Linked DNA regions of Homo sapiens: region 1 is linked to region 2. A link is a contact called in ENCODE Hi-C or POLR2A ChIA-PET data. All regions are on one chromosome and are shown on one strand. The core of a region is the stretch at or near the end of the contact, and the rest is flanking DNA. Distances in the headings are between cores, read along the strand shown.

Region 1 (5,400 bases), core at 2,782-5,281, 46 kb before region 2:
GCTTAAGTTAAGTTGATACTGTCAGATGTATCTGCCATACAGGGTCATTCTTAGGGGTATGCTTAAGTTATGCTATCAGGTCCATCTACCGTACAGCAATATTAATATCAGACAAAATAACTTAAGGCCAAAAGTATTACTAGAAATGAACAGGGACTTCATAGTGTTAAAATATTTAATTTACCAGGAATGTATTGTGATTTTAAAGAATGATTAAAAATATATAAAGCAAAAATCTACAGCTCTCAAAGGAGATATAAACAAATACACAACTGTATTAATAGGTGATTCTACATGCCTGTCTTAGTAATTGATGGATAATCAGACAAAAGCTTAGGAGTATAGATTTGAACATAAAGACTAGCAAAATTGACCAAACGGACATATAGAGACTGTTTTTATCACTTGTGGAATACATCTCATTTTAAAACACACATAGAATTTTTATAATTGACCATAGACTGGGATAAAATCTCAAACATTTCAACGGATTGAAATGATTTGAAGTATGTATTCTGATTACAATGTGACTTGGTTAGATAACTTTTCTAGTTATCTAACCATATATGTAGAATCCCCATATATGTAGAAATTTAAACATGAATTTCTAAATAATCCATGGATCAAAGAAATCAATATGGGAACTAGAAAATAGTTGGAACTAAATGATAACAAAAATTCTACATATCACAACTGGTGACATGCAGCTGAAGTAGTACTTGGGAGGAAACATACCCGATTTGCATATATTAGGGGGAAAGAGCTGAAAATGAATGATTTAGGCATTCATCTCAAGAAGAAAGTTAGAAAAATAGCATCAAAATACATCCAAAGAAAGTAGAAACGAGGAAATAAGGCAAAGGCAGAAATTATTGAAATAGAAAACAAACATACAAAGTTAGTTCTTTGAAAGGATTGACAAAATTGAACAATCTCTAGCAAGATAGGCCAAAGAAAAGGGGAAAAAACCCACAAATAACCAACACCATGAAAACAAAGGAGACATGACGACATTTGAATAACTTTGTCAATACATTTGAAAATGTAGATTAAATGGAAAAATTACTAGAAAATATACCTTCCAAAGCTGACTCAAAAAAAACCTCTCATGGCTGGCTACAATGGCTCGTGCCTGTAATATCAGCTACTCAGGAGGCTGAGACAAGAGAATTGCCAGAGGCCAGGCGTTCAAGACCAGCTGGGGCAACATAGTGAGACCCTCATTTTTAATTTTAAAGTAATTAATTTTTATTCCCCCCCATTCTCAATAGTATAATAATCTTCAAAAAAATGGAATATGTAGTCAAAAATCCTCACTCAAAAAGAACTCCAGGTTTGTATGGTTTTGCTGATGAGTTCTACCAAAAATTGAAGGATCAAAGGGTTCCAATCTTACACAAACTCTTTCAGAGCATTTAAAAAAAGAGGAAACATTCTCTAACTCTTGAATCCAGCATAACTTTGACACTAAAAACCTGACGAGGACAGAAAAAGAGAGAAAAATTTCAGGCTGGCCTTGATCATGAAAATAGATGGCTGGGCGTGGTGGCTCACGCTTGTAATCCCAGCACTTTGGGATGCCAAGGCGGGTGGATCGCTAGAGTCCAGGAGTTCAAGACCAGCCTGGGTAACATGGCAAAATTCCATCTCTACAAAAAATACAAAAATTAGCCAGGCATGGTGGCACATGCCTGTGGTCCTAGCTACTTGAGAGGCTGAGGTGGGAGGATCGCTTGAGCCCGGGAGGTGGAGGTTCCAGTGAGCCGTGATCATGCCACTGCACTCCAGCCTGGGGGACAGAACAAGACCCTGTCTCAAAAAAAAAAAGATGCAAATATTCTAAACAAAATATTAGCAATTGGAATGCAATAATTTATTTAAAGTCTAAATGGCCAATTAACTTATGAAAGTGTGTTTTAACTTTAGTAATCAGAGAAATTCAAGTTAAAACCACAATGAAATACCACTATCACACACACCACATTGGCTTAAATTAAACAGCTTGACAATACCATGTGTTGAGATGAAAATAGAGCAAGAAGAACTACCATTCACCACTGGTAGAAGTAGAAATTGACATATCCACTTTGGAAAGCAGCTTGGCACTGTCCACTAAAGTTTGTTACACATACGCTATAACTTAGCAATTCCATTCCTAGGTAGACACTGTACAGCAGGTATTCTCAAAGTATGGTCCCTGCATCAACAGCATCAGCATCACCTGGGAACTTTGAAATGCCAAATCTTTGGGCTCCACTCCAAACCTACTCAACCAGCAACTATAGGTGTAGGGCCCGGCAATCTGGTTTATAATAAACCCTCCACATGACTGTAATGCATTTTAAAGTTTGAGAACTACTGCCATAGAGAATTAGGAACTTGTGTTTACCAAGATGCATGGACAAGGATGTTTTTGACAGCATTGTTTATAATAAGCAAACACTGAAAAGAAGCCCAATATCCATCAATACCATAATGGATAAATATGTTATAGAATAGTTATATAATACAATGAAATATTAAAAAATGATGAATTACAGCTATACAAAATATGATGGCTATCTCAAACATAATGGTGAGTAAATATTTAAGACACAAAGAATACATTTTTATATCCATATAGAGAAAGGTTCTTGTCAAACTATATATATAATATATAAATATGTTTTATATATTATATACATAATGTTTTAAGAACCCAAAACTATGTCTTCAGTTCTAATCTTTTTTTAGAACTCCAGGCTGGCATATAACTAGTACTTGCCACTTAATGTGTGTTCAGCTCATATTACATATCCATATCTTATTCTTTATCGTTATAATCTGTATAGTGACCACAGAGTATTCATAATATGGGTATAGCACATTTATTTAACTACTTTCTTCTTGATGGGCTTTTCTAGAACATTGCTTAGGCTGCCCCTGTAGGCTGAAAATTCTATGAGGTAGATACCTCATCTGTCCTCTAAGACATTACCTGCTGTTCAATAGTTCATCGAGTTGCTTTTCCAGATTAACTTTCCTATAAGAAAAAAGAATGCCTTGGCCAGTTTTATTAATCTTTGTTATAGAATGAATTGATTCCTTGTACATTTTTTGTTTATAGTGAATTAGCCCTAGAGAATCCAGTCAAGTCTGGATGACATGATGGAATAAATGTTCTAGACTTGGAAAATGAGACTGTAGATTCTGGGGTAGAGTGATCCTCTAAGGTAATTTAATTTCCCTCTCTGACATCTCTTTTCCATCTCAATGCAATAGCAGCTAGAAAATGTGTCAAGCCTTAGACTTAGGAAACCGTTTATCTCAAATTTTCTGAGAGTACCTACTTAAAATATCCTAGCTTTCTTAAATTTACTTGACCTTGGCCGGGTGCGGTGGCTCACGCCTGTAATCCCAGCACTTTGGGAGGCTGAGGCGGGTGGATCACGAGGTCAAGAGATCGAGACTAGCCTGGCAAACATGGTGAAACCCCGTCTCTACTAAAAATACAAAAATTAGCTGGGTGTGGTGTCGCGTGCCTGTAATCCCAGCAACTTGGGAGGCTGAGGCAGAGAATTGCTTGAACCTGTGAGGCGGAGGTTGCAGTGAGCTGAGATTGTGCCACTGCACTCCAGCCTGGAGACAGAGTGAGATTCCATCTCAAAAAAATAAAAATTACTTGACTTTGTATTCTAGTTTGTGGTTTGGGGCATTTAACACCATATCTGGACTTCCAGGGAGTGACTGGCTCCAGAGAAAATGCTTGTAGGGCAGAACAGGCCACTTGGGAGGCCTGCTTCTTTAAAACCTTGCCTACATACTCCCTACTTAATGACAAGCTGTCTAGCCCAGTCCTAGAAGAGTCATAAAGGAGTTCTTCCCTGAGCTTTGGCTGTCAGAGTGGAGCCTGTGGACAGCTGCAGGAAGGGGCAGCAGATTGTACTTTGGGTATGGCTCAGAGAAGAGAGCTAAGTAGCATGCACATTGGCTGGATGCTGTCAGATTTACCTTGGGATGCCCATTGTGATGTCATATGAAGTCACAGCCTTGAGGCAGAAAACTCTGGCTGAGAAGAGCATGGGGTTGAGAAATGGCACCAATTTGGGGGATGGACGTCCCACTGCCATCAGATATCAGCCTTCTATTATTGTTTGTTTTTTTTATTTGGCGGCTTTGGACACTGTTTTCCAGGAATCGGAGCTGGAAGCAGGTGGCAGCCAAGATAAACTCAGAGGTATGTGATGTAGCCCTCCCTTGAAACTAACTGGTCCCGCTCCTGAGGCCATAGAAACTGCCATACTTTGGGCCATGGGAGGAACTGGATGCAGGGAGAGGGGAGTTGAGACAGTGCCCATGGATAGTCTTCCTATAGATCACTATAAATCCTTTTTCCTTCAATTCATTTCAACAGACCTAGAGACTATCGCCATTCTCTAGGAGCTCGAGGTGAAGTGGGGGAGATGGATATACACATAACTGGAAAGAGAATGTGATTAAGAGTTAATAGAGGTATAAATGTTGCTGACATGGGAGGTAGACAGTATTTTGAACTAGGGGGCTCTATAAAATACCACCTGGGAGAGCTCAGGTTTGAGTGTGCTTCAGAGGAAGAGTGGGATTTTGAAGGTGGTTGGAGTGAATAGAGGAAGGCAGTGGAAACCTTTTAAAAAAGAGGGAATACATTGGAAAAAAGATGTGGGAAAGGGAAGCGTATTGGATGTGTTTGAGGAGAGATGTCACCAATCTGGATGGAGCATAGGACTGTAGGGACTCAGAGAGAGAAAAGATTGACAAGTTAACAGAGGTCACACTGTAGAGCTTTGAACGCCAGGCTGAATACTTGGTATAAATACAACTCTGTGCAGTTTGAAAGACATCAAAGATTTTAAAGCCAGATAAAAATGTGCTTAGATCTGTGCTTTGAGGAGCACTTCTTAAACTTTAACATGCATATGAATCACCTGGGGGATCTTGTTAAAAAGCAGATTCTGATGTAGTAAGTCTGGGGTAGGGACTGAGTTTCTACAATTCTAGCAAGCTCCCAGATGCTGCTGCTGCCCTTGGAATGAGGGCCACACAGTAAGAATGAGGTTTTGAATACCTCCAGTAAGCTTATATGGTAGTTCTCTGGCATAGCTAGGCCATTTTCATGGTTTAGTGGGAAGAAGCGAGGAAACAAAAATATCAGAGTGGCACGGTGAAAAAGAGAACGTAGCCGGGCGTGGTGGCTCTCGCCTGTAATCCCAGCACTTTGGGAGGCAGAGGTGGGCAGATCACTTGAGGTCAGGAGTTCGAGACCAGCCTGGCCAACATGGTGGAACCCCGTCTCTACTAAAAATACTAAATTAGCCAGGCGTGGTGGCGTGCACCTGTAGTCTTAGCTACCGGGGAGGCTGAAGCAGGGGAAACACTTGAACC
Region 2 (5,941 bases), core at 1,690-4,189:
AATCTCAAAGTATCGTGAAAGAGATAGACCCGTCATACGGAGAAGCCCTATATCACCATCACAAAGGAAAGCTAAAATCTATACTCAAGCTTCCAAGAGTCCTACTTCCACAATAGATTTGCAGTCTGGGCCTTCCCAGTCCCCTGCTCCTGTACAAGTCTACATCAGGCGAGGACAACGCAGCAGGCCTGACTTAGTAGAAAAGACAAAAACTAGAGCACCTGGGCACTATGAATTCACTCAAGTTCACAACCTACCAGAGAGTGACTCTGAAAGCACTCAGAATGAAAAACGGGCTAAAGTGAGAACCAAAAAGACCTCTGATTCAAAATATCCAATGAAGAGAATCACCAAGCGACTTAGAAAACACAGAAAGTTCTACACAAACAGTAGAACCACAATAGAGAGTCCTTCTAGGGAATTAGCAGCCCATTTAAGAAGGAAGAGGATTGGAGCAACTCAGACAAGTACTGCCTCTTTAAAAAGACAACCTAAGAAACCTTCCCAACCCAAGTTCATGCAACTGCTTTTTCAGAGCCTAAAGCGGGCATTCCAAACAGCACACAGAGTTATAGCTTCTGTTGGGCGGAAGCCTGTGGACGGGACAAGGCCAGACAATTTGTGGGCAAGCAAAAACTATTATCCAAAACAAAATGCCAGGGACTATTGCTTACCAAGCAGTATCAAAAGAGACAAGAGGTCAGCTGACAAGCTAACGCCAGCAGGCTCAACCATTAAGCAGGAGGACATATTGTGGGGAGGAACGGTCCAGTGCAGATCAGCTCAACAGCCAAGAAGAGCTTACTCTTTCCAACCCAGACCTCTTCGACTGCCCAAGCCCACAGATTCCCAAAGTGGTATTGCTTTCCAAACTGCCTCAGTGGGGCAGCCTCTGAGAACTGTTCAAAAGGACAGTAGTAGCAGATCAAAGAAAAACTTCTATAGAAATGAAACCTCCAGCCAGGAGTCTAAGAACTTGTCCACACCAGGAACCAGAGTTCAGGCCCGAGGAAGAATCCTACCTGGTTCCCCTGTGAAGAGAACCTGGCACCGACATCTTAAAGACAAACTCACACACAAGGAGCATAACCACCCCAGCTTCTATAGGGAGAGAACCCCACGCGGTCCTTCTGAGAGAACCCGTCATAACCCCTCTTGGAGAAACCATCGCAGTCCCTCTGAGAGAAGCCAACGCAGTTCCTTGGAGAGAAGACATCACAGTCCCTCTCAGAGGAGCCACTGCAGTCCCTCTAGGAAAAACCATTCCAGTCCTTCTGAGAGAAGCTGGCGCAGTCCGTCTCAGAGAAATCACTGCAGTCCCCCCGAGAGGAGCTGTCACAGTCTCTCTGAAAGGGGCCTTCACAGTCCCTCTCAGAGGAGCCATCGCGGTCCCTCTCAGAGAAGACATCACAGTCCCTCAGAGAGAAGCCATCGCAGTCCCTCAGAGAGAAGCCATCGCAGTTCCTCTGAGAGAAGACATCGCAGTCCCTCCCAGAGGAGCCATCGCGGTCCCTCAGAGAGAAGCCATTGCAGTCCCTCTGAGAGAAGACATCGCAGTCCCTCTCAGAGGAGCCATCGTGGTCCCTCTGAGAGAAGACATCACAGTCCCTCTAAGAGAAGCCATCGCAGTCCCGCTCGGAGGAGCCATCGCAGTCCCTCAGAGAGAAGCCATCACAGTCCCTCTGAGAGAAGCCATCACAGTCCCTCTGAGAGAAGACATCACAGTCCCTCTGAGAGAAGCCATTGCAGTCCCTCTGAGAGAAGCCATTGCAGTCCCTCTGAGAGAAGACATCGCAGTCCCTCTGAGAGAAGACATCACAGTCCCTCAGAGAAAAGCCATCACAGTCCCTCTGAGAGAAGCCATCACAGTCCCTCTGAGAGAAGACGTCACAGTCCCTTGGAGAGGAGCCGTCACAGTCTCTTGGAGAGGAGCCATCGCAGTCCCTCTGAGAGGAGATCTCACAGGTCCTTTGAGAGGAGCCATCGTAGGATTTCTGAGAGAAGTCACAGTCCCTCAGAGAAGAGCCACCTCAGTCCCTTGGAAAGAAGCCGTTGCAGTCCCTCTGAGAGGAGAGGACACAGTTCCTCTGGGAAAACCTGTCACAGTCCCTCTGAGAGAAGCCATCGCAGTCCCTCCGGGATGAGGCAAGGGAGGACCTCTGAGAGGAGCCATCGCAGTTCCTGTGAGAGAACCCGTCACAGTCCCTCTGAGATGAGGCCAGGGAGGCCCTCTGGGAGGAACCATTGCAGTCCCTCTGAGAGGAGCCGACGCAGTCCCCTTAAGGAGGGACTCAAGTACAGTTTCCCTGGAGAGAGGCCCAGCCATAGTTTGTCTAGAGATTTCAAGAATCAAACAACTCTCCTCGGGACCACACATAAAAATCCCAAAGCAGGGCAAGTGTGGAGGCCTGAAGCTACTCGATGAGGCGAGGTCCGCCCCTATTATTCATTGTCCTAAGTCTTCATCGTGCTGCCCTTTCCAGGCTTCTTTCCTGCTCAGCCACTGCCTCCAATTCCTGCGCCCCCAGCGTGGAAAGGCTTCCATTTCTCTCTACCGGGGGGGAGGCGGGTGAGAATGGGTCTGTAATTTCTCTAAGATGAATAAAGGGGCAGTAAATGATCTTCCTGTGCATCTGGACTGAGACCACTGGGCGGGTGGATGGGGAAGGCAGGCTGGAGGGACACGAGGAGTTGTGCAAAGATTCGGAATGAGAGCCAGGGGTTTTGAGGCCCAGCCGAGGCTCCAAGCTCCGCCCCTTCACTCCAGACCCCACCCATAGGTTCCCGGGTCCCGCGTCGCGATCCCAGTGGGGCGGGGTCTCAGAGGAATCGGAGGGTGACTCATCACGTGACTCGCTCCGGCCGCAGCCCCCTCGGAAGCTGCTAGGCGGAAGTAGAAGTTCAGAAGAGGGCTAGGCGGAGCCGAGCCCACATCCGGGAGAGGAGAGCGGAAGTGGCGTTGGTCTGGCCGGAGCCCTTGGGTGAAATTGTTAGGCGTGGAGAGGGAGTGATGTCTTCCAGACTCGGTGCTGTACCCGCCGTGAGTTTCTTGGTTTGACCGTTATGCTTTAGAGGTAGCGCTGTCGAGCCCGGAACACGCGGTCCCTCGCTTTTGTCCCATGCTGAGTTGGTTTTATCAGAGGCCATCGTAGGCCCCACCCTTCTAGATCAGATCACCTGTCCCTTTTTCTTTACCCACGTTCTGCTGCCTGTTCCCCACCTCCTTGGATTTAATTCCTCGCCACATTACCATTAGTTTCTATTCCTTTTACATCCCCAATGTCTCTCATATCCGTTGTCTTTTCTTTTGGCCTCCCTTTTAGAGCCTGGGACAGGGCTTTGAGAATGGGGGAAGACGAAGGCTCTGGTATTGTTACCCGCCTTTGCACTGCTGGAAGATAGGACAGCATATTTTTCCTAAAAGGTGTTGCCTTCTTGTGTTTGAGGTGGTTTCCCCGGGAGAACTTCATTTCTTCTGGGCATAGGGGAATTCGTCTTTTTGTGGTCGAGGTTCAGAGGTCCCTAGCACTCACTCGTGTGCTTGTGATTTGCTAGACTTCGGGACCCACAACCTTTAAGCAGCAGAGGAGCACGAGGATCGTGGGAGCTAAGAAGTAAGTGAGGTTTTCTAAGGTCCTTTTATGATTGTGTCACCAGCGCTGACCAGTAGAACTTCTTCCTGTGATGAAAATGTTCTGTATCTGCATTGTCCAGTATCATAGCCACTAACCCGGTGTGGATTTTGAGCAGTTGAAATGTGGCTAGTGCAACTGAGGGACTGAATTTTAAATTTTATTTGCCAAGTGAGTGAGGTTTTTCTAAGGTTCTTTTGTGATTTTGTGGCCAGCGCTGTCCAGTGGAACTTCTTGTGACGAAAATGTTCTGTATCTGCACTGTCTAGTATCATAGCTACTAGCCCCGTACGCCTTTTGAGCGCTTGAAATGTGGCTAGTGCGACTGAGGGATTGAATTTTAAATTTTATTTAATTTTAACTAACGTTAAATAGCCACCTGTAGCTCGTGGCTATCGGATTGGACAGTGTAGGTCTAAGTCTAGTGTGTGGGAGAAAAACCTAGCTTGCAAAAAAAAAGTACAAATTGTAATAAAAATGGAACCAAAGACTCAGTGGTAATTCTGTATTTCTCCAGACATGAAATTCGTGCTCATAAATACACTGATGAACTTGGGATGGATGATAAAAATGGCCGTAAGAAATCCTTGTATTTTTAAACTACTTGTCTGTAAGACTGGTTTATTATTTAGTACACTGAAGGTGCTTAGTTTTTCCATGGTTAATACAAAAGAAAACATTCTTGTTAACTAGACATTAAATGGATTCATTCATTCAGGTGACATTTACTACATGTTTGCTGTGCGCCAGTTCTGTAGTAGGTTAGGAATACAGGCATGAAAAACAACTAGCAGTCTAGAAGGGGAGATAGGCAAGTAGGTCAACACAGTTCATTGTAATAAGTAAGTATTTTTAAGTAGGAATTTAATTTAGCCTTTGAGGAAGGGGAGTGATAGTTTGGAAGGGAAGGATTATCAGAGCAGGTCACTCCTAAGTAGAAACTTGAAAGTTGAGGAATCATGCAGTTAGTGAGAAGGAGAAAGGTTTTTCAGAACAGAGAACAGCATGTGAACGTGTGGAAAGAGTTAATGGGATAGTAAGTAGTTCTGTATGTCTGGGATAGAGGATGAGGGATTGCAGGGAGAGCGTTTAGAGAGGTTAGTAGGGGCTAGACCATGGAGGACCTGTTACGGCATGCTAAAGTGTTTGGATTTTATCCTGGAAGAGATAATGAGGGAATGACATAGCCAGATATTGGTCTTAGGCCACTCTGGCAGCATTATGAAGGATGGATTTGGAAGGGTACTGGGAAACTGGTTCAGAGGTTATTATGATAACCTAAGAGATGAATAAAGAACATGTAGCCTATGGTGGGAACAATATACAGGGAATACGTAGGGAACAACGTATAGGGAATGTACAGGTGGTGATGATGAGAAGTGAGTAAGAGAAGGAAGATAGGATGTCTATGGGTTTCTGGCTTTGGCCATCAGGTGAATTTTGGAGTAATTCACAGAACTACAAATTTCTGAATGAGGAGCAACATTTGGAACAAAAACAAATAGGTTTGGACCTCAGATGAAGAGCTGGTCTGAAATACAGAATTGGGAATTATCAGCTATAAAAAATAATTGGAAACATGATGTTTTCTTCCACAAGCTGAGAGTTTTAATGAGCTCTTCTAGTTAAAGTGGTTAGAGCAATGTTTCTCAGTATGTACCTTGGTCACCTAGAGATAATTGTTAAAAAATAAGATTATTAGGCCCCCATCCATTAACCAGATTTGGAATCATTGGGTTTAGGGCATAGAAATCTTTACTTTTAACTAGCTTCCTAGGAGATTGTGACATTTGAGAGTCAATGGTGAGAAGTGAGACCAGAGAAGAGTAGAGGAGGAAATCATGGAGAACACTAGCTTTTAAAGATTGGGTAGAATTAAATAAGTTTACAAAGGATACCGAGATGAACTAAAGTACTTTTCTAATGAAATCTAAATATTTGCACATGGAAGAATGAGCTAGGGGCTCTTAAAAATTTTTGGTAGATCAGAAAGGAGTTGAAAATAGGCTAAACTTTTTATGTTTGTGATCAGAAGCTGAGAGTTGCCACACTGGTGGCAACAAATTATAAAATAAATGCAATTATGATAGTCATTGTATCACAACAAAGCTTTTTCTTGTTATATGTATGGAAAGGGAAGTTTGAGCTTAATCTGGTTTTTTTTACAAATAATCAAATGTCCTGGGGTTGATGGGTAGATATTGTAAAATACTTGAGAATTGTTTTTGTTGAGTGCTTTAAAAATAAAACATGAGACCTGGAGGAGGGATTCCCTAACCACCTTGATTTAATCTCCAAGAGTTAATTAT

The links. Hi-C counts contacts between places; a loop is a spot of excess contacts on that map. ChIA-PET counts read pairs that join two places held with the same protein, here RNA polymerase II (POLR2A). Pooled maps may share reads with other maps.
Region 1: a loop to region 2 is called in a map of K562, with 2.2 times the contacts of the local background. The contact joins the promoter of SPATA31H1 here to the promoter of ZNF512 in region 2. A Hi-C loop is called at or near these places in 1 of 168 maps with a recorded cell type or tissue (K562) and 2 of 50 pooled maps. POLR2A ChIA-PET finds 5 or more read pairs at or near these places in 5 of 52 experiments (BJ, H1, HEK293 and 2 more).

The regions. Positions count from the first base shown.
Region 1 is chr2:27,533,355-27,538,754 of GRCh38, forward strand. SPATA31H1 (SPATA31 subfamily H member 1) reads left to right here and starts at 4,032. Exons shown (of 5, transcript NM_032266.5): 1 at 4,032-4,216. The coding sequence starts at 4,073. RefSeq lists an enhancer at 4,028-4,322.
Region 2 is chr2:27,580,103-27,586,043 of GRCh38, forward strand. It overlaps ZNF512 (zinc finger protein 512), which reads left to right and starts at 2,940. Exons shown (of 14, transcript NM_032434.4): 1 at 2,940-3,040; 2 at 3,556-3,614. The coding sequence starts at 3,011. It overlaps SPATA31H1 (SPATA31 subfamily H member 1), which reads left to right. Exons shown (of 5, transcript NM_032266.5): 5 at 1-2,620. The coding sequence ends at 2,425. RefSeq lists an enhancer at 2,738-3,187.